2 separate regions of the Homo sapiens genome follow, and region 1 is linked to region 2. Evidence: read pairs that join two places in POLR2A ChIA-PET (ENCODE). Cell type or tissue: CD4-positive, alpha-beta T cell. All regions are shown on one strand. Links, peaks and the distances in the headings refer to the core of each region. The heading gives the core; the rest is flanking DNA.

What was found. Peaks named below come from ENCODE experiments on the same cell type or tissue, not always from the same donor. Only the 100,000 strongest peaks of a DNase experiment are listed, where the experiment ranks them.
Region 1: POLR2A ChIA-PET joins it to region 2 with 11 read pairs; 4 of 35 experiments call an interaction of 5 or more read pairs at or near these places.

The regions. Positions count from the first base shown.
Region 1 is chr3:18,717,027-18,733,641 of GRCh38, forward strand. No RefSeq gene overlaps it. Among named protein-coding and RNA genes, the nearest start is that of SATB1-AS1, 280 kb to the left of the region's middle. In CD4-positive, alpha-beta T cell, for the core only: no CTCF peak of the experiment used is centred there; DNase peaks (open chromatin) are centred at 8,725 and 8,975; H3K4me3 peaks cover 534 bases; H3K27ac peaks cover 6,513 bases.
Region 2 is chr3:18,647,453-18,664,067 of GRCh38, forward strand. No RefSeq gene overlaps it. Among named protein-coding and RNA genes, the nearest start is that of SATB1-AS1, 210 kb to the left of the region's middle. In CD4-positive, alpha-beta T cell, for the core only: no CTCF peak of the experiment used is centred there; no DNase peak of the experiment used is centred there.

The sequences.
Region 1 (16,615 bases), core at 4,695-12,694, 69 kb after region 2:
AAATTGTGTTGTGATACATGCCTCAGTTAGCTTGGCCTTTGAATGACTCAGAGGAGGAAAATTCTGCTGCCAACTTATGATGGACATTCAGTTGGAGTAAGAAATAAACTTGTGTTGTGATAAGTCACTAAGATTTTTGGATTGTTTGAATGGGCTGAATATTTAGTGGACTATGGTAGTCATTAATGCTGTTCATCAAATATTTTTAGCTTTCTGACTTCCATGCATGTGGTAGATTTGAACGTCTTGCCATCTGATATCCATGGTTAAGTTGAGCCCTATGACTAGCTCTGGTCAACGGCTTGTGAGCAGAGAGGACATGAATGCCTTACAGACTGGTGCATTCAAGTGTCAGATGAACCTCCAGAGATATAATCCCCTCTGATGAAGGGCCTAGAAGTTAAGTTTTGCAACTAAGATCCACTGAAATCTAGAGACCTAACAGAAATCTTTGAAATACTACAATTATTTACAAATGGTGAGCTTGTAAAATGAGAAGACTAATTCTAGTTTTAATTCTGGTTTGCCCCTCCCTTCCCTTCCCTTCCCTTTTCCTTCTTTCCTCCCTTCCTTCCTTCCTCTTTCCTTCCTTTTCTCCCTGCTTCTTGCCTTCTCTTTTTGCAGTACTTGTTGAGGCTAACCCCTCATAATTCTTCCGATTCCAAATGATTTGTTTTAGTCAATTAGGGTAATCAATTTCCCTTGCCAATGGTTGGTTTTATAAATAGCATATGACCCAATCCTGCCAATGAACCATGACTAAAGTCTTATAGGGACTTTCTGTGAGAGGTTTTCTTTCTTTGAAAAGAAAACACAAGAACAGTTTCCTTCTGCTTAGTTTGATGCCTAGAATTACCACATCCATTTTCTTACTGGCCCAAGAAACAAGCAAACACAGAGAAGAACTGAGCGAAGATAATTGCTAATAAGCAGTTATAGAGCTTATCCTAACCTTTGGACTTTTATTATGAGAGTTCATAAATCCCCATATTATTTATATCAGTCTGAGCTACAGCTTGCTGCTGGTTGCAGGCCAAAACATTCTGATACACCTTTATTCCATGATTTCTCTCTCATTTTGTTCCAAAAAACATATTTGCATCCAAATAAAAAGTAAGTTATTAAGGAAATACAGCCAGATGGTTGGTAGACAAATACAAGAAAGTATCTTGCTAAGGACTCAAGGAGAAGGCCACGAGTTTGGGAGAATGGAGAAAGATAAATGGAGCCAAAAGTAACCAACAGGTTTGAAAACCAGAGTTTTTCTTTGGTAAGAAACAGAGAATAGAGAAAACGTATTGAGCAGAGCAGAGGTAGATGAAGAGAGTGGTGCAGGATTAAACGCTGTGTGTGAAAGCTATTGGTATGTTTTTTTACCTAAAGCCCCAGATATCATCAGTCATTAGGGCTTTCAGACTTTAAAGGAAATGACAAAGACCTACATTATTTTCCATCTTGAGCATACTTGCATAAGTTATCTAATATAAAGAACATAATTTAAACATTAATGCAGCAAAACTCCTCTTTCAAAAATGTGTCATGTCATAGAAGAAAATAAAACAAATAATCGTATACTTGAAATTTTGTAGTATCTTTTAGTCCTAGTAATTGCTAAAAGTGTTGGAAAGTTAGTTAATATACTAAATATTTATTTAGTATTTATGATATTTAATGCATTGAGGTTAATGCTGTAAATATAAGAAGATTAGTATCTATTGCAGTCCTATAAGGAGCAAGCAGTCAAATCAGGGAGATGGTTCATAAGTCATTCACTTTAAGTCTCCATCAGAATGGGAAAAAAAAAATCTGAAAAAAAGAGTTCTTAAAATGTGCTTAAGGACCCCTTTGAAGTTATCATTTCGTTCCAACCAGGTAAATGAAGACATACTTGAAAGAGAAAGGAATACACCTAGGTCGAGTCTTGCATAATTGGTAGGCTTTCAAAAAATAGAAAAATATTGACTAGTTAGACCATGCATAGAAAAAGGAAATTTCTAGGAAAACAAGAGATCTGGTTAGGCTGAATAGTGTTATATATGAGGGGGTGCACTGGCACCTGACAGCACCTGAACATCATGCAAGGAACACAGCCCTACCCCACAGGCTTTCCCAGAAAACCCTTTTCAATCACAAGAATAAATAAGATCTGTGAAAGGTAAGTTGGGAGCAGCATAGAGGATATATCCACAGGTGTGGGAAGAAAGAAGACATTAGGCAAGAATACCTCTGCAGGAACTACTTTGGTGGTACAGATATAATATTAAAAATATCTGAAAAAGAACAATATCAATGGGGGTGGAAAAGAGAAAAAAAATTTAGTTGCCATTGAGATAGAATTAACAGGTTTGGGGTTTCTGATGACTCAGTTCTGGCCAATGTAATGTGGATAGAAATGAGATAAACCATGGATGGTCTTGGTCTTTTAAACATGATTGGTAACCTCCAAGTCCTCTTTTCCCTTCTGAAATGACCTTGGAAATCTTACCAGATGGGGTAGCCACACAATGGAAGCAGCCCAGATAATCCATTGGACTGTGACATGAGGTTTTGGTCTTATTTGTTACTAAAGCATAGCCTAGCTCATACACTTGTTTTGGGAGAAGTCTATGAATTTGGTTTCCAGTGTGATGAGTTGATGAAACCACAGTCTGAGGCATTAGCAGTACCTATCAGGCAGTTGGAAAGGCATGTTGAAGCTCAGGAATATGTTAAGACTAGAGTTGTCAGGCCAGGCACGGTGGCTCACAATGGTAATCCCAGCTCTTTGGGAGGTCAAGGTGGGCAGATCGCTTGAGTCCAGGAGTTCAAGACCAACCTGGGCAACATGGTAAAACCCCGTCTCTACAAAAAGTACAAAAATTAGCCGGGCATGGGGGTGCATGACTGTAGTCCAAGCAACTCGAGAGGCTAAGTTGGGTTGACCCTTGATTGGGAGGTCGAGGTTGCAGTGAGCCGAGATCACGCCAGTGTGTTCCAGCCTGGGCAAAAGAGAAACCTCCTGCCTCAAAAAAAAAAAAAAAAAAGACTAGAGCTGTCACCAAATTTATCCACATAAGAATTCCATACATAAATAATTAGTATACACAATTCAAAGGGACCAACAACTTTTTTTTTTACTTTGAATAAAAACTGCATCTGAAATTAGCTCCAAAACTAGAATTCTTTTAAAAAATATTCTAAAAAACCTTTACTATTTTACTTTTATTTTTTTTTACCCCCAGCTTTATTGAGGTATACTTGATAAATAAAAATAATGTATATATTTAAGGTATACAATGTGAAGGTTTGATGTAAGAATATATTCTGAAATGATTACCACAATCAAGTTAATTAACATATCCATTATTTCATCATTTATTTAAATAAACTGCCCCACCACTGCACTCCAGACCAAAACTTTAGAAGGAAAATCTACTCCATCCTTACAACTCTGGGATGGTAGGACGTAAGATCAGGATAAATCTATTTGTGTGATGTGGAGGTCACCAAGGAGGGCTAAAAGCTTCTAAAACCTCTCCATCAGAAAAGATTAAATTGGCATCTGAACAGAGCTTTATATCATCAGGCAAACCTCCTCCTCTAGTGATAAAAGCCCGTTCAATCAGATATGTGTTCACCCTTCTGACTAAGAGAAAAGAGCTTCTGAAAAGGAGATTAAAAGGAGAGGCATAGATTCCTGGCGGCATTTATTTGGGTATCACACAAGTCTGATCACTCCGCCCCTGCCCCTAATGGGAAAAACGTTATACAGTCAGGTCATAGGATTAAGGGATTTCTTAGTCTATAACAGTCTTCATACAGTCAAGTCACAGGATCAAGGAATTTCTTGGCTTATGACAAAATTCCATAAACGGGGTGCCTTATAAACAACATAAATTTATTTCTCACAGTTCTGGAGGCTGGGATTCCAAGATCAAGGCACAAGCAGATTGAGTATCTGGTGAGGACTTACTTTCTGGATCATAGATGACACCTCCTCACCATGTCCTCACAGGCTGGAAGAGGCAAGGCTGGGGCCTGTTTTATAAGGGCATTAATCCCATATATGAGAGCTCCATCTTCATGACCAATCACCTCCCAAAGACTCCCTCTCCAAGTATTATCACGTTGGGGATTATTAGGTTTCAGCATATAAATCTTGGCAGGAACACAAAACCCAACAGCAAGGGCTTTCTTAAGGTTCATAATAATGAAAATAGCAAATATTTATGAAGAACCTACTATACCCCAAACCTCTGACCTTACACTTACTTTTTTATTTAATTCTCACAATAGCTCTCTAAGTTAGATTGTAATAATATTCCTATTTTGCAGCTGAAGGTACTTAATGGTTTTCCAAAGGTCACAGAATATAAGATGCCCTGGAATTCAAATTTAGGTAATCTGAGCTCAAAGTTCAAGCTCTTAATTACTGTATTCTATTTATTCAAGAACTTATTTTTTAAAAATTTAATATCTCTGAATTGATGGGATACCATATTTTTATTGGGAGTGTTTTTCTCTCTTTTTGGTACATAAAATAATAGTGCATCTTACAATTCATTGCGTCTTAGACTCCATAAATATAATACAATGCTAATCAGCCTCTACTGACTGCTCAAGCATGTGTAATTAGGTGGGAGAGTGAGGACTGACTTAGTAAGAAGCTATATTTAGGGAAGAGGCTTTCCAACTTTTTTACAGAGCAGAATGCATTATGCAAACAAAATCTGACATAGAACTCCAATATGCAAAGCAGAGAAAAGTGGTATTTTATTAGTATAAATGCACTTCATGTTGAAATATATATGTATTTATTAAATGGTTAGTGATACTACTAGTTAGCACACTGGAGATTGCTAATGGGTTGAATTGCCACTTGAATTTGCTGGGTTTTTTTTTTATTTTTTGTTTTTGAGATGGAGTCTCACTCTGTCACCCAGGCTGGAGTGCAATGGCGCTGTCTCAGCTCACTGCAACCTCTGCCTCCTGGGTTCAAGCGATTCTTCTGCCTCACTCTCCTGAGGAGCTGGGCCTACAGGCGCTTGCCACCACATCCGGCTAATTTTTGTATTTTTAGTAGAGATGGGGTTTCATCATGTTGGCCAGGCTGGTCTCGAACTCCTGACTTCGTGATCTGCCTGCCTTGGCCTCCCAAAGTGCTGGGATTACAGGCGTAAGCCACCGCACCTGGCTTTTTTTTTAAATTAATGTTTTAGAAATATTTGAATGCATATGAAAGCCATTATATTCAAATCAAATATGAAGGGAATCAGGACACATCTTTGTGAATCCATGGCTCCAAAGTACTTTTCCAAGGTTTATAAATCACCACATGACAAATATCATCATAAAATCAAAAGATTACCCCAGTTTCTTTTTTTGTATGGGACATTATGCATTGAAAGTTATTTGAAATGACTTACATTCAAGGAATAGCCTTGAGGAATCATAGAGCTTGAGTAAGCCAGAAGAAATACCTGCTTCAAATTCTCTGACATCATCAACATCACTTCTACCATCATCTGGCATTTTTAGCAGTAAAATAGTACCTCCTGGGGCCAGCCTGCCATGTTTGAGTCCCAGCTCCATAACTTCCTAACTACATAAGCCTGGACACTTTGTTTAATCTTTCCAATCTTTGAATTCTTCATCTGTAAGTAAGAATCAAAATATCAGTAGCTATTTTATAATATTGTTTTAGGAAACAAATGAGATAATATGAATTGTTTACCTGTAGTAAACAATTAATAAATTTTAGTTTTTATAATTATTACAGCGCCTAAACAAAGGAAAAATAACCATGTTATGGGCTGGGGAAAGAAAGATGCTGAAGTGATGATTTATGATATTCGGGAGGTCTCATCTCTTTGAAAAGATTAAAAATAAACATGAAAAATAAATAGCAATGAAAGTCAACACAAAGTCAGAGCTCAATGAATGATAAAGATGAGGGTGTCAAAAGTCACAGAAACAAAAGCACCTTGTTTTCAAATTATATTTATTAAGCAAGTTTCTAGACTTCATGGTCACATAAAAATGTATTACGCAAGTTGTAATTTGTAGGGTATGTGGGATATATCTGGGCCACTGATATGCTGATATTGGTCTGTAATATTCAGAAAAGTTTTCAACCAATTTTTAGGTATAAGGATATTTCATATAAAAATTTGGAGTTTGATTTTTTCCCCCTTTTTAATCAAGACATCTTACACTCTGTTTCTCTAACTCTGCATGTCAACAATTACTTGGGACAAGTAGCGACTACCTTTCTTACAAAAGTGAATGATCTCTCTGATTGACTACAGATCTCATCACTCCCTATTGCTTCATGAATACTGTGGTTAATTACACATCTCTATTAGCACTGCCCTTGTGCTGTTGCTTTTCTTATGTTACATAAATGTGTGTGTTTTTTTCAACCTCTTTTTTTGTGGAAGTAAAGAGCATTACTACATGTTTCCCATGTGTCTTAATCCATTTTCTGTTGCCATGACAAATTACCTGGGACTGGGTAATTTTTAAAGAAAAATGTATTTAGGTCATAGTACTAGATGCTGGGAAGTCCAAGATCAGGTGGCTACATTAGGTGAGGGCTTTGTGCTGCTTCACAGCATGAGAGAAAAGCAGAAGTACAAGTGAGCACAAGCAAAAGGAAAAGAAACAAAGTGGGGTTATCTGCTCTGTAACACTGCTCTTGTGAGAACTATCCCTATCCTGAGGGAAGTGCACTAATCCCTTCCTGAGGCCTAGGCCCCCATAACTCAAAAACCTCCCACCTCCCACCAGGTCCCACCTCCCAACATTGCTGCATTAAGGAATAAAACTTTCACCATATAAACTTTTGGGGGGACACATTCAACCCACAGCACCATGCAGACAAATGCCTCTTATTCCTGGTTTGCTTTACTCACTTATCTGATTGTGTCCTGTAGGCTTGTGAGTGTCTGTCCTGAATAATTTTCAAAGATTTAGATGTGAAATGACACTTGAAGAATGCTTCATTTTAAAAAATGTGCAAGGAGGTAAGTGATACAGGAGCGAAAAACAAATGTGACAAAGATCAAAGGAGGGGGTTGATATTATCAGATAATTTTTCATAGGGGAGGTATGTCTGGAAGGACACATAGGTCCTCAGGCTAGGAGGATGGCATTGGACAAGCAAATATCTAAACTCCACAAAACAGCTGTCTAGAGACCCTCAACATATTTTTCTCAATCACCAAATGTAATCACAGTGCTTCTTTACTTAAAAACTGTCAGTGGCTTCCTATTGTCTTCAGGATAAAAATCCAAGCTCTTTAGATTGACTTAGGAACCTTTTAGATGTGGTCTTTGGCTACCTTCCTATGCTTGTTTTGAAAGGCAGCCCCGAATCTCCCACGTTAGCCGCTGTGAGCTAGCCACACTCAAGGGCTTGCCGTTCCCTCAAAATATCAAACAATTTTACATTTTGAACTTACTGTTTGTTTAAATTTACTCCTGCCCCAACCCACTGTCACCTCTTTTGAGAAACTTTCTCTAATACCGTCTTACTCCAAAACTGAGTTTGGGACTTCTTCTCTGGGTTCATGAAGCACAATAAACAGGGCTGCATCTTCCATTATGCCTTCTGAGCTGTAAATCTCTTAATTAATTCATCTCCCTCAATGGACTCTCTCCTTGACCAGGGGGATCAGAGTCCAGCCCTGTGAGGATGCCACGGTAGGGCTTGTTAGCCCTGAGGGAGGAAGTAAGTATAGGAGCTAGGGAGTCACTTTACTAGCTAGGTGAGCATTATAGGAAAGTTCTTTCTGTTGAAAATGAGCTGTCAGCCAGGGCTTCCCTGCCTCTCAGGGATTTGTCAGTTCACTGTGAACTTCTCTGGAAATTCAGAGCCCCGCTTCATAATTTTCGCAAATTCCTGATAGTTTGCTTCCTTATGCATCTGTCCATCAACGTTCCAGCTGTCGTGTTAGTCCTTGTTTTCATCCTACATTGTCCTGGAGGCAACATTGAATCCCTCCACCAGTTCATGAAAGATCCTCTAGAAATTAGCTTTGTGCTGGTTTACTTATTTTACTGAAAATTTGAGGGGTCAAAGAATATGTCACTATACAAAGAACATACTCTACAAACCTAATTCAGCATAATACTCATCTTCTTTAAGACATTGTCAGGGTATATCTGTAAGCAAATGTTCTTCCCTTTTTAGGAGTAAATAGGCTGCCAGCTGTTAATATAATGACATTTCTACATCCTAAACTCATGTTGACCCAAAGTCACTGCCTTAATATCTTTCTATTCATTTGCCTTAGTTCTACACTGGGGAATAATAAAAAAAGAATTTATCTTTTACAAGACAGATTTCAAATCTATCATATAGTTCTAATCTTTTACAGGTCAAGCATCCTTTGTGTCTTTATCTAGAATTGGGGGCCCTGAGAGGCAATTATTTTTTTCAATGAGAAAAAAGTTCACAGACTTTCATAGTAATATTTTTGGGAGTTTTTATGTGAAAACCTTTTCTCAAGTTCACCCTAAATTGATTCTGTGAAATCTCAGCTTTCTGTTGCCTTCAGGTGGATGAACACTTTCATAGGCAAGTAAAATAGATTGTTACACCTGACTTATTTACACAAAGTAAAAAATAGGTTACAGCCTTTTAATTTAAGCTGATCAACTTTATTATTTCTCTTTGGATGAAAGCATGTGCAATGTTTTCTGTGGTTTGGGTGTAATTTCCTGCCAGAGGGGGATGTGGAGGCGGAGGGGAAAGGAGGGGTTGCTGAGTTTTGCCATCAAATTCTTAAGTCCAGCTGCTCTCTTTTAAGTGTCAATGACCTTACTCTATAGCATCCAGACTGGTCAAGGTCCCTATAATGAGAAAACCAAATTACAGGTATGTAATTTTCACAGTTTTCTGCCGGGATCTCCAAGTTGGTGACAAATTGATATACTACTGTCTGTACGGAAGACTGCTTTCAGAAAACAGGCCACTCTCAGTTGAAACACTATGCCTGAAGGATTGCGCAATTTTAAACTTCCGAGATATAAAAAACATCCTTCACCCAAGTCTCTTGTAGAATGTTGAACTATAGAGCATATTGTTTAAGCTTGGAAAGCCCTGCCAGAACAACAAGATGTGAGAAAAATCTTCAGGCACCAGGAACAAGGAGATCATGGAAAAGCAACTAACAATGGGAAGATAACGTATGTCATGGGACTAGAATCTCAAATTGTGAATTTTGTTATACATTCCTCTGCCAAACTTTTAGACATTCACAGTTAGTCAATATGTCCCTTATAGTTACATATTTTTCTAGACAGTAATTTCCTAAGATCATAATAAAAAACAGTAATCATTATAGAAATAGAAATAAGTAACATTTATTGAGATTTCCCTATGTGTCAAGTTCAGTTCTAAACACTCCCCATGCATTCACTTATTTGATTCTTACAACCAATGCATGAGGTACAAATTATTATTGTCCTCATTTTGCAGGTGAGAACACTGAGGCACAAAGAAATATGTAATTTGTCTAAGGTTGTACTGTCAGCAAAGGGTTGGGACCAGGGGTCAACCCAGGCAACCTGTCTCTGGTGCTCTCATGCTGTTACCAAACTGGACCTCTGGAAGGCACAGTGTCATTTTCCATAGGAGCAGAGAAATAATTGGGTGGTGTATTCCTGACCAAGAGCTTAGCTATGCTTAAAAGTAAATGATCAAGCTACAGTGACCCCTTGGTATGTGTGAGGGATTGGTTCCAGGACCCCCATGTATACCAAAATCTGCACTTACTCAAGTCCCTCATTCAGGCTTGCAGAACCTGCAAATGCTGAAAGTTGGCTGTCCATGCAGGCAGGTTTCGCATCATATGAATGCTGTATTTTCCATCTGCATTTGTTTGAAAATTATCCACATGTAAGTAGACCCCAGAAGTTCAAACCCATGTTGTTCAAGGATCAACTGTAATGTCAAAAAACTAAAAATATAACTAAATGGATCTCTTCTCAGTAGAAATGGTGGATAGTCAAGCTGAGATTTTCGTCAGCAGTTCCCAAAGGTGGCAGAAATGGGCCCTAATCCTGGAGTTATTGAGTCAGAGGTCAAGAATGAGAATTTACATTTCTAACATTTCTCCAGGTGATTCTAATGCAGATCTGTATTAGGAGATCACAGATCTAAGTTTCATTTTTAAACACCTCTTGAGCCTGGATGAACAAAGGTTAAAAAAAAAAAGAAAACTATTGCTGTATAAACAGAGGTGAAAAAAACAGCCATGACTTCAAGGTGTTCAAAAACAACTCACGGTTTGCATAGGATGAAGGGAAATAGGCAAATAAGCTGCTGTGATACAGTTTAACAAAATTTCTTATAGAGCGAAGAGAACAATAGCAATTCCAAGAAAGGAAAAAGGACAAGGAAAATCAGAAAATGCTTGGTAGAGGAAGTGACATTTAGGCTGAATTATCTGAAAAGATGAGGATGAAGTAGTTACTCAAGAAAGGGAGATTAGAGGAAGAAGGGCCAGATACAAGGACACATGTTTTTTCAACAATAACTAATGCATATTTGCAATGTGCTGGGTATTTTATTATGTGATGGACATGGAATATGTGCAAATGAACATAGAGGTTAGAGTTTGTGGCTTATTCAAGGAGCTGAGAGTAGTCAATTTTGTTTAGATGTGCCACAAGGTAAAAAGAGGAATGGTCAAAGAGGTCACAGGTTCTGTTCCCTAGGAAGCAGACTCTAAGGGAGGATTAGCAAGCAGAGTATTTATTAAGGAGTGCCCTCAGGATCAACATCTGTGGATGTGCAGGAGGGGAAAGTAGACTGGGCAGAGGCAGAAGTTGAGCTGTGATGTAGGCCCTACAAATGTCTCACCCTAACCCACAGAGAGCTCTGTATCTTGGGTAGCCGGCAACTTAAAATTCATTGTGTTTAGAACAAAAGAAAGAACCCTAAAAATAGTAACCAGTTCATCTTGAAGTGGGAAAAGGGATGGGTAGGGTTCCTATGTGTTGCCATAATCGGAAGAATGGAATAATTTCTATTATTCTGTTTCAGATGCTTGCTCTTCTCTGAACAACTTGACCACACCTCTTTAGAATATTCCCTCTGCAAACTCCATACTCCTCACAGCCCCCAGTTAATAACCCAGGATCCTGGGCTGTGAGACAGAAATGGAACTGCCTTCTCCACAACCCCACCATGTTACTTATGAGCTGAATGCAGAGTCCCCATGCAGGGTACTCCTCCTGTCCCATGTCAAAAACACAGCGTTTGCCCTACAGTCATGAAGTCAGCAAAGAGAGCCGTTTCCTAATACAAAAGTGATACTTAGAATTATGTACAATAATAAGTAGAATCACTCCAAGTGAGTTATCTATTTATAACTGGAATATTGATATTACTGCTGATATTAACAACAATTACATAGGATACTGCTTGCAAAAATACTCTAAACTTGATGAATTCATTTTGCCCTCAGTATAGTCTTAAGAGCCAAGTGACAAAAAAATTAGTTCCATTTTGTAGAGGGGCAAATTAAGGCAAAACAACATTAAATGTGTTACCCTGATTTCTTTAGGTTGCCAGTATGATCCTCCCTCTCCTGGACACTTTTGGCTCCTCCTTGCAGTCTTGGATGGCATTCCTTTGTGTGTGTGTGTGTGTGTGTGTGTGTGTGTGTGTGTGTGTGTTTCTGTACCATTAGGTGGTAAATCCTTTAAAAGCAGGAATGAGCATGCCACAGTCACCTTTGCGTTCCTCAAAACATTTCTTGCAGTTCTTATACACTCCCAGTGCTTATTTGGCTGGCTGACAGGGTGAAGGAAATAAGTGAATTGTGAAAAATACCATTTGAATTCAGCAGGAGAGGTGGGCCTGGAGCCTAGGTTGTCTGCTCATTCCTAGATTCTCTGGTGACTGAAAGTATGGTCTGTAGACTAGCAGTAATGCAAAGACATAGGCCTAACCAAGACCTACTAAATCAGAAGCTGCATTTCCATAATGCAATTCCGAGACAATTCCCATGCACACTAACATTTGACAAGCATGGTTCTAGAGGGTACTTTTTCACTTCCACAAGTATTCAGTGGATTACCACAGGTAAATGTATGTCCACTGGCCTGATTCTTCATGCAACCAAATCACATGCATGGTTCCACCATGACCCAAGGGTACTAGAAGACCAGGAGTATATATAGCAGCGTCTCAGGAAACTGAGATGAGATAATTGGTTGTGTAAATTAATACTTCATTAAACATGTAACAGCAGCAATAATAATAATAAACATAAGAGATAAATGTATTGAGCAGTTTCTATGAGACAGATACTGTCCTAAATATTTAACATATATTATTTCAGTCATTGTATGCCTAGTAGTTTTCTAAGTTTATATGCATGTGGATATATAGAAGAATTTATTATAAGTTTTACCTTGGTTCTCATTTATTTTTAAATGAGACTTTCCACATATACACAGCCATATGAGGTAAGTTCTATTGTCCCCATTTCACAGGTGAGGCATGAGGATACTGGTGTTCTAGATCCCATGGCTAGAATGTGGAGAAGCTAGGACTTACACCCAGGCAGTATGGCTTCTGGGCCCATGCCTTTAAACACCAACTGAAATAGATTTAGAATTACCTTGGTCCACAAGTGTATTTTTTTTCTCTGTTCCTAATGTCTACAACAATGAAATAGCTTTGGCAAGACAGTCTTCATACATAGAAGAACATAGAAGAATGGGAGGGGAATACAAGTTGAGCGATGCAATAGGTTCACTCTGCATAGTTATTTGACATCAGATCCTTGATTAAACATGGGCCTGGCTCTCCAGACTCCAGCATCAACCTCCCATGAGTTGAGCAACATCCTGTTTCCTTAAATTCCTATTACTAACTGAAAAACTCCATTTGGTCTTATTGTGTTTCTCCCTTCCCCTTGACCCTTCATGCTTATGTATCTATATAAAACTAATAAAAACTTGAACAGGAAATATAAAATCACCATGAAACCAAACCAAACCTGCAGCAGGACCTCAGAGGGCCCTATGCAATCAGAGCTGTGTGAAACTATTTTCGGGGAGCTGTAAACCTAATAGCTTGCTCTATTCAAGGCACAGCTGCAAGGCTCCCGGGACAGATATGCCCCTTGTTGGAAAACAGAAGGGCTTGTAAAATTATTTTCACAAATTTTTTCCCTTAATATTTTCCCAGCTACCTCAGGCACTCCTTCCCCTCTGCCCTACTTAGCTAAATAACTGGAGTCTGAGAGAAGCAATGACAAAGGAATAATGATTTTCCCCCATTTATCTTTTATTATTATTGATGGGTAGCAAATCATTTTAATAACACTTTCTACTCAATTTTTAAATAAATCATTTAAAAGCATTCTTTTTAGATTTAGGGATTTTCCTTCTTTTTAATTTTTATCTGTGCTATGGGTATGTTTTTGGGGTGGGTCGTCCTGAGTCTGTGGTCTTCGTTATGCCACAGGAATATTCTCCCAGTTCCAGCAACATCATTTATACCCAGGGCAGTTGAGCTTTGTTTTGTACCAGTGCCCTCTCCTCGCCTCACACAGATATGGCTCCACCTGGACTCTTTTCTTTGGCCCACACTCACAAAAGCCTATTCTCCTTTGAACCAACATTCCTGCATAATTCCTGTATTTTTGATACGGGATTATCTCTTGGTGTGTGTTCTTAAGCCTGTTGTCCTGCTAAAAGAGACTGGATGCTCCTTTTCTTTGGCTTGTGTTTTTACTCCCTTAGGCTCTGAAGCTTTGGAATCAGCCATAGACAGGCTCAACTCTTGCTTGGTTGATTCCTATGTATATAAAATAGCTTAGAATGAATCATTCAATCTTTCTTACACTCAGTCTCTTCAATTACCATATGTAGTCAGCTGTATGCACCATTTTGATAAGTATTTACCATATACTCAGTTCCTGTCCATGTATTAACTCATTTTATCCTGATATAACCCTCCAAGAGAGACGTAATCAACATCCTGTTTTATGAATGAAGAGAGGAGAGGGCAAAAATTATGCCCAAGGTCACAGACATAGTAAGGGAACACCTGGAATTCACTCATGTATGTGATGACTCAGGAGTCCTTGCTTTTAACTACCTGCGATGATGTTTTTCAGGCTACAGGGTTATTATGAAAAATAAAGAAATCACTTCTGCTATATCCTTAGTAGTTTAGAACTTGGCTCTGAGATAGTGTATACTCAGTGTGTCATTTTTCTTTGATTTGGACACTCAGGTATATAATCGCTGTTTCATCTGCCTCTTGGTTCACTCCAACATTGAGACTTAGGGCATTTTGTTGCTTCTGTAGAAAGCTTAGTTGGTTATTCTGTAAGATTATGTTATCCTAAGCCCATAACCTTCAAAGTTCACATTAAATATCATACACAAATATGTGTTTAGGTATGAATATGTGTAAATCTTGTCTAAGATGAGGTTAAAGCTTGTCATAAGTAATGTATCGTCGAGAATGAAGAAGGAACAGTCACGAAGGGACGGAGTAAGGAGTGTATTGTACTGAACACCTATTAACCTCCATAGCAAAGGCACCAGTTTTCAAGAGACAGAAGAGACCTGGAGCCAGACAAGGAGACACATACAGGGGATAGAGTCCAGTGGCAGCAAACTGGACAGGAGAACTGGCTTACCTACAGAAATGGTACAGTGGCGGCAGGCTTGGCAGGAAAACTGCAACCACTCGCAAAGAGCATGAAGTTTATGTAGCATTTTCACTTTCCCCTTAAAGACCTCCACCTAGCAACCTTTATTTAACCCAAAACTCAGGGTCTCAAACCCCTGTACTGTCTGTTTTCCATGGAACGGGGGCTCAGATGTTTCTTACAGAAGAGGGACAAACCTCCCAGTTAGCCACACTGGATTCCCCAGCTCCGAACACACATTCAGATCTGTCTGCCATACAAAACAAGGACATTCTGAGGGTATGCTTAAGTTATTGCAGCCAGGGGCGTTTACCCTACAGAGTGGAGACAGGAATTCTAAATCTGTGTTCAGAACTCACTCTAGCACTCCTAATCACGTCTCCCCCTCCCTTTGTTCCTGACCCTCACAACTGCCTCCAAGCATGATCCAAAGTAAGACAGAGGAAACAAGAATAAAAATTAGACTTCAATTGAAACTCTCTGTGGGGCACAGTGGCTCATGCCTGTAATCCCAGCACTTTGCCGGGGCTGAGGTGGGTGGATTGGTTGAGCTCAGGAGTTTGAGGCCAGTCTGGGAAACATTGGGAAACCCTGTCTCTACAAAAAAAAATACCCACAAAACTTAGCCAGGTGTGGTGGTACGTGCCTGTAGTTCCAGGTACTCTGGAGGGTGAGGTGGGAGGATCACTTGAGCCTGGGAGGCTGAGGTTGAAGTGAGCCGAGATTGTGCTACTGCACTCCAGCCTGGGCAACAGAGTGAGATCCTGTCTAAATAATATTAATAAAAATTCTCATCCAGTAAAAATTCTCATCCCAGGATGCTTTAGTTCATTAAAAATGTGGCAAAATAAATGTTGGTCTTTAGAGTGGTGTTCTACCTTATAGTCAGCAACTTATGTCCTGTATGCATAGAGCAGTGGTACTCAAAGTGTGGGCCCTGGTTTCAGCAGCATCAGCATCACTTGGGAACTTGTGATGAATGTAAATTCTTGGCCTCATCCCAGACCTACTGAATCAGAAACTCTGGAGGAGGGCCCAACAATCTGTTTTAACAAGTCCTCCAGTTGATGCTAATTCATGCTCAAGTCCGAGAATCATTCTCTGAAGTTGTGGAGGTGAGGGCAGTTCACAAACTACAGCTGTAAGCTAAAAGCAACCCAACACCTGTTTTTGTTGTTGTTGTTGTTGTTTTTTGGATTTTTTTTTTTTTTTAAGATGGAGTCTTGCTCTATCACCCAGGCTGGAGTGCAGTGGAGCAATCTTGGCTCACTGCAACCTCCAGCTCCCGGGTTCCAGCAATTCTCCTGCCTATGCCTCTCCAGTAGCTGGGATTACAGGCATGCGCCACCATACCCGGCTAATTTTTGTATTTTTAGTAGAGATGGGGTTTCACCACGTTGGCCGGGCTGGTCTCAAACTCCTGACCTCAGCACCACCTGTTTTTATAAATAAACTGATGTTGATAAACAGTCACACCCATTCATTTTCTTATTGCCTATGGCGGCCTTTGTGTTACAGTGGCAGTGTTGAGTTGTTGCAACAGAGACTGTATGACCCCACAAAGCTAAAAATATTTACTATCTCTACCTTTTTTTCAGAAAAATTTTCTGAATCCCAGCTTAGAGAACTGTGGGAACAGAGGGTTCCAAGACAAGTACTTAGAAGTGCCTCTGTCACGTATATGCTTTGTGACCTTGGAAAATTTCCTTCTGATCTTGATTTTTTCCCTCAAAATGGAGCAAGAATAACTATATCCACCTTCTAAGCTGTGATGATGAGTTAGCAAATGCAAAGCCGTGAGTAGACTTCCTAGTACTTAACAATCACTCAGTAAATGGTACTTATTATTATTGTAACAATACTAGATAAAATTTACTGTTAGTTTATATTTGAATCTGAACCAAAGTAGAAAAAATTACCTGATTTATCACCTAAACTCATTGGTTTGG
Region 2 (16,615 bases), core at 5,476-13,475:
TCACCAACTCAACATTTTTCTGTAAAGGATACAAGAGAAATGGGCAGTAATTGGAGTGCAATGTGGAAGTCATACAAGGTTATTTTTAAAGACATGAGATATGACAACAATTTGTAGGTGGATAAGAAAATCCAGCAGAGCAAGAAACATTTAAAATGCAGGAGAAAGTAGGAACATTTAAAGGAGCAATGCTTGTGTTCTTTCCCAAAACAATTTTCCTGCATTTTAACATTTGCCTAAATTATATCATTGGCCCTCCTGAATTGTATATCTCACCCATTTATTCATTTTTCCTCATTCACAAATATTATTCAGCTCCTACTAGGTGCTAGGAGCTCGTTCATAAATGCAGTTAGTAGTGAGATTTGTTTCAGCCACCTATGTTCATGAGCTTGCTGCTGCAGTGTCCTGCCCTTTCCTCTCTAAGTTATAACACAACTACTTTGCTAAGAGCCAAAATCTGGATCCATCTACCTTCCCAGCCTCTTTAGGAAGCAATCCCCTCACTGAATGGCTCCAGTCAAACCCACCTTCTCTTGGGCTCTTTGACTTTCCAAAGTACCTTCTGACTCAGGCTCATTGCACTTCTAGTCACTTATGCCTGTAGTTTTCTCTCCCCTAATTATCTCTTACTCTCAGCTCACATATATTCCCTCCAAGAGGGTATGTCTCCTGTTCCACCCACTTCACTTTGCCTTCACCATCTAAGTTTTAATATCCATCTAGCCTGGCTCATATAGTCCTGATTCACAATACTTACTCCAATTGCAATTATGTTTGTTTGTTGAGTTCCATGGTAAAATAGGGAAAATCCACAAGAGTAGGGGCCATGACTGCTCTGTTCCCTCTTGTATGATTATCTGAGTGCTTCGTGTGTGGTAACTGCTTAACACGCATGCTGTGGTCTCTGTTCTCCTGCTGCTTCCATTCTACACTGGAGAAAACTGAACTCAGCAAGAAAAGAAAGTTGTACATAGATGAGGAACTAATTCTTAATCCAGTTTTGTATCTATTACAGTTACAGGATTTGGTTTAGTGGCTACTCAGCAGTTTTTTTTTTTTGTTTTTTTTTTTAAAAAGAACTAATTGTTAAATCAGACCATGTTGAAGCTGGAAGGGACCCAAGAAGGCCTCATGGAAATATTTCTAGGGTAGAGAACGACAGAAAAAAGGAAAAGGAAAAAACAGCAAAAGCTAAAAACAACTATTTACGAAGCTCTTAATATGCATTAGCCTTGTGCTAAGAGCTTTACCTAATTTAATCCTTTTGAATTTTTTGAGAGAAGGTTCTATTAGCCTTGTTTTACTGTTAAAGAAATTGAAACTCCAAGAAGTTATGTACTTTGCCTAAGATCATTCCCCCTAGTAAGAGGTGATGCCAAGACTGTAAGTCAGGTCTGCCTGAAACTAAAATAGTGCTTTTCCAAGTTTAATGTGGGTACAGAACACCTGGGGATTCATTAAGATGAAAATTCTGGGCCAGGCACAGTGGCTCACATCTGTAATCCTAGCATTTGGGGAGGCTGAGGTGGGTGGATTGCCTGAGCTCAGGAGTTTGAGACCAGCCTGGGCAACATGGTGAAACACTGTCTCTACTAAAATACAAAAAACTAGCCAGGTGTGGTGCTGCCTGCCTGTAGTCCCAGCTACTTGGGAAGCTGAGGCATGAGAATTGCTTAAACTCTGGAGGCAGAGGTTGCAGGGAGCCAAGATCGTGCCACTGCACTCCAGTCTGGGCAACAAAGTGAGACTCTGCCTCCAAAAAAAAAAAAAAATTCTGATTGGGTAGACCTAAGATTCTGTGTTTTTAACACACTTGCTGGTGATGCAGATGCTGGTCCTGGAGACACATTTTGAGAACCACTGGTCTATCTCAGCACTTTTCTAACTTTGATATACATATGAATCACATGGTCATCTTACAAAAATGCAGATTCTGATCCACTGGATCTGAAATGGAGCTTGAGATTCTGCATTTTTTAGAAGCTCCCAGTTGAGGACAGTTCTGCTTATCCATGTCCATGCTTTGAGCAGCAAAACTCATATAACCTGAAATACAAATTGTGTGTTGGGGATGGAGACTGGTATGGGTTTTGGAACTTCCTTTCCACTGCTCACAGTCAGAGCATTCACTGAGGATGATTATGCTATCAGATGGTAATGGAAGCTGCCTTTGAAATAACAAAGTCCACCCCTGATTTTTGACCACCTCTTAAGGGGTAGAAGGGCAAGAGTGGCCTAGAAGGCTAATGAGGCTTTGAATGAGGATGAGGTTTTCTGTGATGTCAGTGGAGAAGCCTGTAAGACATGCCAAGTTCACGTGAACATTGAGCATGGACACCAGCCCCCATCCTTTTCAACCTTTCAAAGCAATGTGACATCACCAGCTCTAAAAAACCCGAGGTTCATAATGAAACTTGTAATCAGGTGAGTCTTGTTTTGTTTTGAGTCCATTTACACTTTTTCTCACAGTCCCTCACTTGGTGACTTCAGGAGCACACTCTGGGGGTGAATTCTGGGAACTCTAACTGATCTTTCAGGTTTACATAAAGTGGGTTGACTCCCCTCAAAGAACATCACTGGCTTTCTTGTAAATCTTCTCTTTGGCTCAGAGAGGGGGAACCTGGCTTTCACGAATGATTTATACTTTTAGGGCCTGCAGGTGTTGTGCATGCTAGAACTTTGTTTCAATCTCTCCTCTTATGTAAATGTAGAGAAGATGATGCTGAGAGAACTGCCCAGAGCAGGGGACGGACTGGTCACACTCTTGAACTTCATATCATAGTGTTCTGCCTCCACTCTCCACAAAAGTTGATTAGAGAAACTGTTTGATCATTGTCCAATTGAACTGAGCCCAGCTTTTCACTGGAGTCTACTTTTTGAATAATATGCATTCTCCTCCTTGTATGGTAGGGCAGACAAGGTGAAGGGCACTTGCTGAAGGACAGCTCCACTTGAATACTTAGAAAGCACCAGATGCAGAGAGACTCTAAAATCCGGATAAAGGAAGTGTTTTCTCCCTGATTTGTACCACCATGTGGAAATAAAGGAAGTGGAAAAGTATGGACTTAGCAGTCTAACAGACCAGGATTGGCATTCTGGTTCCCTCACTTATTAGCAGTGTTGCCTTAGGCAGGCTATTTCACTTTTTAAGATTTGGCTTTCCTATCCGTAAATAGGAATAAAGCAACTAACATGATATTGTGAGTATGAGGATTAGATCCCATGAAATAAGCAAAGTCCTCTGCACCTGGAGTGTAGGATGTGCTCCATAAAAATTAGCCCTTCTTCCCCCTCTTCCTTTCCCTTCCCTTTCTAGATTCCAAGTGCAAGAAACCAAAATTATCAGACTGTGCAAAATGGCAGTTTCAAAGTATTTTGTGCCAAGGTCCATTTAGGTTCCAAAATATTCCCATCCCACTGCTTATTTCTGTGTTCTTGCCGTCTGATGTGTATCTGCGTGTCTCTTTGATTATACACTGCTGTCACTCAGAGCGCCGACAGACACCAACAGATTCTGTTACAACAGCTGATTGTACAGGCCTGCCTCAGCATTTGATCAGCAAAGATTCCACTCAGACCCCAAAGAAACCGTACTACCAGCCAACTTTATTTTAAGAAATTGGTTGCTTTATTTACAAAGAGACCCTTCCAAAAGGTTTCCCAGCAGAACCTAAATTGGCCATTTTATATAAAATAATTAAAAACTAGGTTCCAACCGTGTTGTTTATGGAGGGTCTGCCACATGTGCAATACAGACAAAGCAAGGCCTTAATGCTTTATTAGATTAGAATCATTTCTAGTGCTTAAGCATTTTGATGAAATTTGCTCAATTTTCTGGGTGTGTTTCACATGAAAAAATTAAATGTCTTTTGGCAGTTCCATTAAATAGACACCGGCAACATCTCTGGATTGTATAGTGCTCAGAAATCAGTGATATAACATTTTGCTTAATCCACCAATTGAGAAATGTACTGCAGCAACTTTCTTTTCTTCTGGTCCATACGTGATCATTACTGTATATGAAGAGTGAACCTGTAGCAGGGGCATTTTCTTTTTAGTTAGAAAAACAAGCCAACACCATATACTATGTCATTGTGTGAATGAGTAAAAGTTGTCATCTCTGGGCAGGTGTGCCCCATAGGCTCTCTGGCAAAATCCCAGAGCAGGCAGAATCTCGGTACCAGCCAGTCTCTCAGGACAGTGCACACACTGAGGAACAAGACACAGGATACGTTAGTCAAGCTAGGAGTGCCCTTTCCTTGCCCAAATAAGAACAGTGCCTCTACTTTGGGCATCTTGATCTCTCTCTCTTAAAGCTTTAGCCTCTGAGTTAGTTGTCTTTTCCCCACAAATTGGTCAAGGGTACCTTGATCCTAAAACAAAATATTTTTTCTCTGCTCCTCTGTTCTTAATTTGTATTTATTGGGCATCTCATGTATACTAGCACATAGAATGTCTTTGATAAATGTCTGTTGAATGATTAATTGTGTATTTATCTTGCTCATGTGGACTGAAAGATCACAGCAAGAATGAATACAGTCCACTTTAGGTCCTAGAGATGATGTTTGTCATTTTGTGGGCAGAAGGAAAGCAACCTTTTTTTTTCCTTCCATCCTGTTCACATTTCCCTAGTGTCTGGGAGGGTAGATATATTCGTTTCATAGTCTATGGCTGCAAGGTAACAATTTTCTATTGGTACAAACACAAGAGGTTGAATTTTCAACAAATTTAGTGAAGGGCTATTCATAGATACAGTATGTGGATTTGAAAAGCCCTCAAAGGCCACTTTGTTCCTAAAGGTCTTTCTCTCTCTGGAGTTCTATTCTTGAATCCCTTCATTAGACATGAGTTTGAGATACTTTTATGCTGAGTTGACCCTGAAAAGAATTTGCCCTTATATTTCCACCCTCATCCTTTTAAATTAGAAAAAGAGAAAATCAGATGCCATGGTAGACAGAGAGAAGGTGGGAAAAATGTAGAGAAGGCTCCAACTTTCTGAAAGCTTTTAAAGAAGATGTTTTAGCCTTTGGGACACACCTAAGCCCAAGTGACCAAATGACCAAGAATTGAATGACCTGTCTTTTTTCATTTTCATCAGGCAAGATCTACCAATGGGCAAAGAACTGAAAAAAAATAGAAGTCAGGACATTACCTAAACTTTGCCCCTAAAAAACACTTCTCAAAAGTTGACACCGGATTTCCTTCTTTGGGATGGGATGATATAAAGGGTGAAAGATACCCTTGTTGCACTTTTGAGCGTCCAGGGCTAGCTGAGCATATTTGTTCCATTATTGAAAAGGGGGATTAGTTGAGCATATTCTTCTAGTGGTTCCTGGTCAGTCTATGAATTTTAGAACCACTGACACTGCTCTTTTTATTCTGTCCTATTCTGCTTTTAACTTGATGTCAGTTACCGGTCTCCATTGTTCCCTGCACCTTACGTATTGTTCCATTACTTTTCGTGAGTCATGATTCAGGGAGGAGGAATGAGAAGGGCCAAAAAACACACTAAGAACATCTTTCATCACTGGATTGCAAATTAAACAAGGTTAATCCTCACAACTTCCCTGTGAGGTTAGGAAGCTTATTAACACCTTTGACATCCTGGAGGACACAGAGGCTTAGTGCCCTTCTGGCAGGGCACAGAGCTGGCTTCCTGACTTCTCTAATCATTCAGGGCCTCACCCTAGCATTCCCATTCTCTTCTCCTCCAACATATCTCCTCTAAGAAGGGAAGCTCACCCCTTGCCTTCAGTGGCTGGCATAGAAAAGTTCACATGAAAAAATAAACCTCAAGTCTCCTATTCCTTCCTGTGGAAAAGCCCTGGATTTGCAGTCAGAAATGCCAGGTTCAAATCCTGGCACTCTGACTTATTATGAAGTACTTTTGTTTTCTGAACCTTGCTTCCCTCATCTATAAACTGGATCAATAGATGCAATTGGCATACACACGAGAGGAAGAATTGTGAAGAAATTAGATGAAAGGCTATCCACAGTGTGTGTATCCACAGAGTGCGGACTTGAAAAACCCTCAAAAATCTACCCTGTCCCCAAGTTCTTCTGCAGGTTCACTTCTTGGGATTGTTCTGGGGATTAAAAAGAAATAATATAGATGTAAGGCCAAGCAGAGTCTTGGTACATGCTAGGTACCCAACTAAGAGTCATCGGTCGGAAAAAAAGATGAGTGAACAAGATCTCAGAAGTGAGACCAAGGAAGCCTTTTCCTAGGCACATGGTGGAAAATTACTTACTAAAAATAGTTTTAAAATGTTTTTAATTTTTAATTTTATTTGAAACAATTATTGTGCAAATTTATGGGATACTGTGTGATGTTTCAGTACATGCATACATCATGTAATGATCAAATCAGGGTATTGAGCGTATCACCTCAAATATTTAACATTTCCTTGTAGAGAGGACATTTAGAATCCCCTCTTCTAGTTATTTTGAAATGTACACTATAATATTGTTTACTATAGTCATGCTACTGTGCTATAGAACACTAAGACTTATTCCTCCTCTCTAACTGTAATTTTTTACTCTTTGACCGATTTCTCCTCATTATCCCCTTCCTCCTACCCTTCCCAGCCTCTGATAACAACTATCCTACTGTGTACTTCTATGAGATAAACTTTTTTAGATTCCAGAAGTGAATGAGATCATGTGGTATTTATCTTCCTGTGCTTTGGTTTACTTTACTTAGCATAATGCCTTCCAGGTTCATTCATGTGCTGCAAATGGCAGGATTTCATATTTTTATGGCTGAATAGTATTCCATTGTCTATATATCTTCTTTATTCTTTATCCATATTTTCATTATCTGTACATCCACTGATGGACACTTAGGTTGATTTCATATCTTGGCTATTGTGAATAATGCTGCAATAAACATGGGAACACATATGTCTCTTCAACATACTGACTTCATTTTATTCGGATAGGTACCCAGAAGTGAATAGCCAAAACCAGGCATGAATATAACCAAAAAATAAAACTAGAGGTCAATATTTCTGATCGACATAATTGCAAAAATTCTCAACAAAAACTAGCAAACTGAATTCAACAGCAATTAAATAGATCATTCACTGTGATCAAGTAGGATTCATCCCAGGGATGTAAGAAAGGTTTAAAAAAATCAATAAATGTGATATATATATATATATAGATGGAGTTTCACTCTTGTTGCCCAGGCTGGAGTGCAATGGCATGACCTTGGCTCACCACAACTTCCGCTTCCTGGGTTCAAGCGATTCTCCTGCCTCAGCATCCCGAGTAGCTGGGATTACAGGCATGTGCCACCACGCCTGGCTAATTTTGTATTTTTAGTAGAGACAGGGTTTCTCCATGTTGGTCAGGCTGGTCTTGAACTCCCGACCTCAGGTGATCTGCCCACCTCAGCCTCCCAAAGTGCTGGGATTACAGGTGTGAGCCACCACGCCCAGCCATGAAAGTACTTTTAATGGAAAGGAACGCCTTCCTAATATCCAAATACCCTTTTCTCCCTGCCCTCCTGTGACTAAAATGCCTTTAGTCTCTGACCAAGCTTATCTTGTCCTCCGTCCATGCCCCAATTTTAGGGAGGTATCACAAGAGTAATGAATAATAGTAAACTCACCACTGGAAGGAGAGAGGAAAAATACAAAGAATTAGTTAAGAAGAGAAACACAGGAGAGAAGCAGAGCACAAGGGAGGGAAGCCTAGTGAGGGGTGGGCAATTTGGTAAAATCTGCTCCATTACTTCACAGTGCTTCCCCTGGGCTGGCCTTAAAGAGAGCAGTGAGGATATTGAGTAGGTGCAGTGGATAAGACAGCTATTATAGTTTAACTTTATACCAGTTCTGTAGACATCAAGGCATTATGTAGCAAACCTTTATACCAGGACCTAGTTATATCCAGTAGGATTAGTGCATTTTTCTACAAGTACAGAGAAACAGGCAAAGAGTAGTTTAAATGAGTAATAGCTTTATTCGTCCCATGGCACATAAATTCACAGGTTAGCAGTCCAGGATTAGTGCAATGGTTCCAGGTGTGCTAGCCCTTTTACCAACTTTCTGCCCTGCCAATCTTGATGTATGGCATTAGCATTCAATGTGGTTGCTACATGTGCAGATTATCATGTACACACACACAAAGAAGAAAAGCAAAAGGGGTGAATAAGAAATTGGGTTCCATATAAGAAATAAACTCTCCCAGTAACTCTCGGCTCTCTTTGTATTGGACAGAATTGTGTTGTATGGACACAACTAGCAGCAAGGGAGCTTGGGGAAGAGAATTCTGTGGTATGTGCAATATAAACTTCTTCCATTTATGCTATTACATCTTTGGTAAAATCCACATTGTGTCTTTAGAACTGTACTGCACAGTATAGCAGTCAATAGTCACATGTGGCAATTTAAATTTAAATTCATTAAAAATTGAATAAACTTAACACATTATTTATCCCATAGCACTCGCCCCATGTGGCAGGTGGCTACCATATAGGACAGTGCTGATGTAGAGCATTTCCATCATCACAAAAAGTCCTGCTGGACAGCACTCTTTAGCTAAAGCTGAGGATTTGCAGAATCTTGCATAAGAGTTGGTAGAAGTAGAAAACATTACATAAAAGACAGCTGAAATTCTTGGCAATGGCAAAGGCTCCAACTGCTGATGATATTGGAGGAGGGTGGCTGAGGAACCAGGATAGGGACTGGATTTCAGAATATTTGCTGTTAGTTGGTGGCAGAAGCAAAGCCAGTAAAACCTTTTCACAAGGAAGATCTCTGGCCTTCCTTCAAAACATCTGAGATTGCCGTCCAGATTTGGAAAACTGAGTCAAGTATAGCCCCTTTTCTCACAGTATTGACAGTTAGGGAGTATCTCCCTTCTCTGAAATGATCATGAAGAATGTATTTTGGATTTAATTTTTTCCTACAGCTAGCTCAGTCCGGTTTTTAGAAGCTCCTGGAAGCTGAGGGGTGGAGACATGGTGGTCTGATTCCCAAGAATTTAGCAGCATTATTTGTCTAAGCATTAGGGGGAATTATTCAGCTAAGTCCCAACGACTTGACGGCAAGTTTACCTCTGAGAGTGTATTTCCCCTTCCTTCATCACTTCAGTCTCATTACTTACACCACATCTTCTGCTTGAATCCCACAAGATGCTCATCTGTCCAAAGGCTTATGATGTGGCCTCACTCTGAATGGCTTCAATTTGAACTTTGCTTTGAACTTGCTAGCTTTACTCCTCCTGCTTTTCCTGGGCCACATGTACAGTTAAATCACATGCTTATTTCTGACACTTGGAGCTGAACTAATGCCATGAAAACCATGTGACATTGGTTTTCCACTCCTGGTTCTTTTTGAAATGGCAGTCTATTTCATATCTGGGAATCAGTGGTAGGGACTCTGCTAGGAGAGTGGCTCTTCTGATAAAATGCTATGTATGGTACCACAGCTGAAAGTTTTCCTCTCCCAGCTCTGGTTAAAATTAATTATACTTATTGCTTCCCTTCTCATTTATCTTTATGTCTAGAAAGTGATAGAAAGTTTTGATCTTCCTTTTGTGGTTCCAGGGCAGTCACAGTTACCAGTAATTAAAGACACAGGGCCCGTCGTAGTCATGAAATCAGAATTGAATTGTGAACCTAGTGAACGGGGACCACTTGCCTCTGCATGAGGCTTTTATAACTTTTTCTCTACAGTAGGGACCCAGTTGGCACCCAGTAAGTAATAAATAATAATGATAAGTAGTCTCGCCTTGTGCTTTCCAGAACGGTGCCTTGCTTTTTCTAATTTTGTAAAATGGCTTCCTGATGAAGTGGAATGTCCATGTCACGATTGTGGAAAATATGGATTGGTATTCAATGAAATATTAATGATTATCCACTTACTGGGGCTTTCCTTTGTGAAGACTGAAATAAAAAAGGAGCTAGATTTCTTGATAATGAGTTAAAACATGATTGCTTCAGTATTAACTGTGGCTGAAACATGCCTTTTTTTCCCCCTCTTATTCTACCTCATTCTGTCTCTCTTCTGAGTGCCCTCATTTTGGGTATTTTTATTCTTTACTAAGAGCTTCAGACAGATAATGACATGGTTTGAATGGGCAGGGTATATGATGCTAGAATGTACCAGAAATCAGTCTTGCCTCCATCATATTGCAATTTTTAAATTTAACATTAAGAGAACTATTTAACTGTAAAATGGGAATAATGATACCTAGTTCATAGCTTTGTGGTGAGGATTAACGAAAAAGTAGCTATGAAGTGCGCTAATGTCTGGCACATAGTAAGACCTCAAGATAGCTTGCTTTAGCCATTCTACAACGTACACATACTTTAAAATAACTTGTTGTACATGAAAAACATATACAATTTTTAATCGTCATTTTAAAAAAGTACCTCAAGAAATGCTAATTTTTATCATTTGGTGGTAGTGGTGCAGAGGAAGACAGAAGGCAGGTAAAATCCCAATCTGCCCATTTGCTTGTTAGTCGCTTGGATGAGAGATGTGGTGGAGCAGCTTGTCACAAGGAGCGGCTGTCATGAGATTTGGGGATTATCTGTGGGTTTCTGCTTCCTGCCCTCTTCTGCTTCCTGATACCATTTGAGAGTGGTTCTGCTGACTTTGAGCATGCTCTGGAGCTTCCTCCACACCTTTGATGATGCTGTCAGGATTAGCAAGAGTCACTCAGTCTTTCAAGACCCACTAAAAGAAGAGATGCCTCTGAGTTCTGGAAGGAATGGGTGTTGGCTTTGGAAGGGGTTCAGACTCTGGGAATTCACTGTGCTGTGCTTTTCTTTCTCAGCAACTGCCACCTGCAGCCACCAGTGTGGGCTCCCACTGGTACTCCCTACTCCCCACCCCCTCCTTGGGCTGTCTGCAGCCTTATCTGGAGAGTCAGAGAAGGCTGAGGTGAGATGAAGCGATAAGCAGGAAGTGCAGTGGAATTTCATTCCTGGAAAAAAAAAAAGGGACCTTGGCATGAGTAGCAGAATGGAGGGTTTGGGATGTTAATCACTGCTCCTTTTATCAGACAGCTTTATTAAGATCAATGTTTTTTGTTGCCAAATTAGAGTGGACCTAGAGCGAACTTCCCAGCAGTTATTAACACAAGTCCACATTTGCTGGAAGGATTGGGTATCTCCACGTGCTCAGCCATAGCTGGAAGTTACACAATATCTATATCATTTTTCACAGCTTTGTCATTAGCTGGTAATGATTTGATTATTTTGCAGATGAATCACAGTATAAATCTCTTTCACAAACACTACCTCCAAGTATTAATCAAAACCATTAAGGCAAAGCAGTCGGTGCAAATTAAAAAATTTGCATGTCTAAATTAAAAATTACAGTAATACATCATAAATAAATCTTTTAAATTCTCTATGGCCTCTATGTACATCCTTTCTTTGGTGTGCATATTCTATAATGAGACCATGAATACCAAGCTTTTCTCTCATATAAATAAATATATATATACACATACACACACACACACACACACACACACACACACATACATATACACATTATTTAATTGTAAAGGTAGAATTCAGGTCCTTAGGTAGAACCTGGTATTAGAACATGAAAGGGAAGGGAGAGATTTTCTTTTCCTTTTTCCCATTTCTTTCTTTCTTCCCAACAAAAGATTCAAAGACAGCACAAAAAAAGAAGAGAATAGGAGCTATTGCAGATAATTTGCAGCGTCTCCCGTTGTCGCAAAGTAAATATTTGTAAAAGGTGATGCTTCTTTTTCAAATAACTTTGAACTGTGAGGAAAATTACCAAGTTGTGTTTTAGGTAATATTTCATTTTGGAACTATTAACACATTACTTGCAATAAGGGAGGAAATTAGAGGGCTTTGAGTGATGAAAGCCACCTTTGGCATTAAAAAACTATTATTATTCCCTTGAAACACTAAAGCAAATTAAAACAGGAAAATGAAACTTTCAAGTGCCCTGGATTTGAAAAGGCATTTTTCCCCCTTTCATTTGTCAAAAAAAAAAATTAATGACTTGTTTCACTGGAAACCTGGAAGAAATAATTTATTAGGCAGAAAGCACTCTTTTCAAAATGCCTTTGCCAGGAGTTTAGGGGAGTGATACTGCCCTGTAAGTCTCCACCATGTACTGTGCTTAAATAGGCCTCCTGTGAGTGGAATATAGACTAGTATATGCTAAAGATCCATCTCAGTTCCAGGTAATGGAATGGCAGCAGTAATTAGAAAGCACTTTTGCTCTGCCCAGGATTTAACCCAATTAACCTATCTATAACCTATTAACCTAATTAAATAGAAGAGCTTCTCAGTGAGAAAGATACGCAGGACTCTACCCATTTGTGGGTAGAGGGTGGAAGGAGGGCATGGTTTAGGGAATATTATAATTTGAAGTCCAATTTTTTGTAACAGAAGTGGGGCATCAAAATACAATTCCAAAGTGCTTGGTGTTTCCCTCACAGAAGGCCATGGAATTAGGCAGCAGGTTAGTTTTATACTCACTTATGCTTCCCTGCCTTGTGGGAATTTTACCTTAAATTATTTTTTACTGATACCGATTTGGCAAGAGGCAAGGAAAGCCATTCTGCCCAAGACTCTGTTTATCATGTGTTCCTTACTTCATAAAAACTTCAAAAAGAGTAAAGAGAAAATCCTTTTATCATTTTTTTTTTTAGTTTAACTCAATCCTATGCAATTAACACCATGGCTGGAAATTTGACAGCATAGCTTAAAATTCATTAAAAGGCAGGATTTATAACTGGCTCTTTACTAACTTGAGTGACCTTACCAAATTGTGTAATCTTGCTGAGTCTCAGTTTACTCATCTGTGTAAATGAGTGGGCTGGATGAGATGGTCTCATAAAGGTTTTTTCCAGCTCTAAATACTTTGTGATTTTATATGATTACTTCTCCCTCTACTTCCTCTTCTTTTGATTCCATTTCACCAAAAATAAATGCTTCTTGAATGACTTTGGTTAGAACTGCATAGTCTAATATGAATGATAGCCATTTGTTTATTTAAAGTTAAATAAAATTAAAATTAAATTAAATCAAAAATTCAGTTTTTAAATCATACTAGTCACATATCAAGTGCTCAGTAGCCACATGTGACTAATGGTTATTTTATTGGACAGCACAGATGTAGAACATTTAGATTAATGCAGAAAATCCTATGTGCTGAATGAACCTGAAACATCTCTTTTCTTAGATTTTCACATTTGCTTGGTTGTGCAATGTCCAGTCTTTTGTTTATGTATGACAAGGGAAGCCAGACTCTTATGGAAAATTCATCTTTATTCAGTTTAATTTTAGAGACATTCTGTCACATCCATAAGGCATTTAACTAGACACTCAGCTGCTTACTAGCTGTAAAATCTTGTGCAAATGGTTCAGCCCTTCTGAGCCTCAGTTTTTCTACCAGTAAAATAGGTGTAATAGTACCTATTCTGCAGCGTGTTTTTTTATATTATTATTATACTTTAACTTCTGGGATACATGTGCAGAACGTGCAGGTTTGTTACATAGGTATACACGTGCCATGGTGGTTTGCTGCACCCATCAACCTGTCATCTACATTAGGTATTTCTTCTAATGTTATCTCTCCCCTAATCTCCCACTCCACAACAAGCCTTGGTGTGTGACCTGCCTCTCCCCCTGTCCATGTGTTCCAATTGTTCAACTCTCACCTATGAGTGAGAACATGTTGTGTTTGGTTTTCTGTTCTTGTGTTAGTTTGCTGAGAATGATAGTTTCCAGCTTCATCCATGTCCCTGCAAAGGACATGAACTCATCCTTTTTTATGCCTGCATAGTATTCCATAGTGTATATGTGCCACATTTTCTTTATCCAGTCTGTCATTGTTGGGCGTTTTGGTTGGTTCCAAGTCTTTGCTATTGTGAACAGTGCCTCAGTAAATATACATGTGCATGTGTCTTTATAGTAGAATGATTTATAATCCTTTGGGTATATGTAATGGGATTGGTGGGGCAAACGGTATTTCTGGTTCTGGATCCTTGAGGAATCGCCACACTGTCTCCCACAATGGCTGAACTAATTTACACTCCTACCAACAGTGTAAAAGCGTCCCTATTTCTCCACATCCTCTCCAGCATCTGTTGTTTCCTGACTTTTTAATGATCGTCATTCTAACTGGCGTGAGATGGTATCTCATTGTGGTTTTGATTTGCATTTCTCTAATGAACAGTGATGATGAGCTTTTTTTCATGTTTGTTGGCTGCATAAATGTCTTCTTTTGAGAAGTGTCTGTTCATATCCTTTGTCCACTTTTTATGTTTTTTTTTCTTGTAAATTTGTTTAAGGTCTTTGTAGATTCTGGTTATGAGCCCTTTGTCAGATAGATAGGTTGCAAAAATGTTCCCCCATCCTGTAGGTTGCTTGTTCATTCTGATGACAGTTTCTTTTGCTGTGAAGAAGCTCTTTTAGTTTAATTAGATTCCACTTGTCAATTTTGGCTTTTGTTGCCATTGCTTTTGGTGTTTTAGTCATGAAGTCTTTGCCCATGCCTACGTCCTGAATGGTATTGCCTAGGTTTTCTTATAGGGTCTTTACGGTTTTAGGTTTTACGTTTAAGTCTTTAATCCATCTTGAGTTAATTTTTGTATAACGTGTAAGGAAGGGGTCCAGTTTCAGTTTTCTGCATATGGCTAGCCAGTTTTCCCAACACCACTTATTAAATAGGGAACCCTTTCTTCATTGCTTGTTTTTGTCAGGTTTGTCAAAGATCAGATGGCTGTAGATGTGTGGTGTTATTTCTGAGACCTCTATTCTGTTCCATTGGTCTATATATCTGTTTTGGTACCAGTACCATGCTGTTTTGGTTACTGCAACCTCGTAGTATAGTTTGAAATCAGGTAGTGTGATGCCTCCAGCTTTGTTCTTTTTGCTTAGGATTGTCTTGGCTATATGGGCTCTTTTTTGGTTCTATATAAAATTTAAAGTAGTTTTTCTAATTCTGTGAAGAAAGACAGTGATAGCTTGATGTGGATGGCATTGAATCAATAAATTACTTTGGGCAGTATGGCCATTTTCTCAATATTTATTCTTCCTATCCATGAGCATGCAGGGTGATTTTATGTAAAGCACTTGTCACAGTGCTGGGTAATAGTAGATGACCAAAGATTATTATTTTAAACATTCATTTCATGGAATGTCAAAGCCTCATCACTGGACTGCTGAGGAACTGTTTGTTGAAAAATACTGAATTGGGAATAAGCCTTGTAGAAAAATATCATAAATACAAGTATTTTGCTTCTGATAGGAATGTTAGGTTGAAAAAAAATTAAATGGAAGGGTGTCAGAAGTCATACGTCTCCTGTGGTAGATGAAGGAGAACTGGAGATCTAAAAAGGTACAGTCCCTTTATTTTTACCCTTTAGCGCTTGGGGTATCTCCTCCTTTGTAGCCCCAGCCCAGTATGAAGGGTTGGAGCTAGAGAGGAGGAGATGCCCTTCTCTCACCAAAGGAAAAGTGAACATATTTAGACCTCCCCTCACTCCCACTTTCGATTCTTGACCTAGTTAAGAACAGAATATCCTTAGTTCTGCTGGTGATTTACACTGGCTGGCTTCTGTGAGAGAGCTATCCTTTCAGTAGGTTTCTAGAAGATCTTCACTGTGTCACTGGGGAAGGCCTCTATTTGCCAGTTCTAACTTCAACCTCTCGCAGCCACCTTTTCAGAAAGGTACTATAGATCAAATAATTTGGTCTTATGCATAACTGTGGCTTTTATGCTTTAAAGGAATGACACTAGGAAAGGCTCCATAGAAATAGGGGCCTCTCCTGTTTACTGAGGGCCAGGTCTAAAGATAGAGATGGAATGGATATTCCAGGCTCTTTTTTGAATATGTTGACATCCATCATGGAATGTTCTCTGCTTCCACAACCCCTTACACATATCTCTGTCATTCTTTCAGTAAAGGGCAACAAATGGCATCTTTGTAACTTCAGTATTGTAATAAACATTTGGGCCAATGGATGGCTCAAGTGCTAAATACTTGGCAAAGGAAGGGATTTATGTTTCAAACTCTTTCATAGTTAATGGAGGCAGTATGGTTTTCAAAGTATGGAATTTGTCTTGACTTGGGCTTAGCATTTTGTTTTCTCCACACATAGCTTTCTCCACCTTTTATAATATTTATTACAGTAATCCCACTGCACAGATAACCTTTGTTGACATTTTAAAAATTTATGATAGGAGCACGTGAACATATTTAGAAAATTCAAACAAGGCAGAAAGGTACAAAACAGAGAGTAAAATTCTCCCCCACCCCCAGTTCCCCGACTCCTTCACCCAATCCCTCTGACAAAGACAACCACTGGTAATGCTTTCTGGTGTGATCTTAAAAACCCATACATAATACTTGCTAGTACCTTCTTAATAATACACAGAATAAAAACCATGGTAAACACAATATTCTGACCCTGCTTTTTTTTGTTTATTTGTTTTGTTTTGTTTTTGTCTTACTGATGTCTGAGATTTTTCCATGCCAGCACATACAAAACTTCCTCAGTTTTTATTTTATTGGCTGCATATTATTTTACCATATGGACATTCTATTCTATAATATATTTAATCCTTCCCCAAATAGTAACCATTTAGGTCGTTTCCATGTT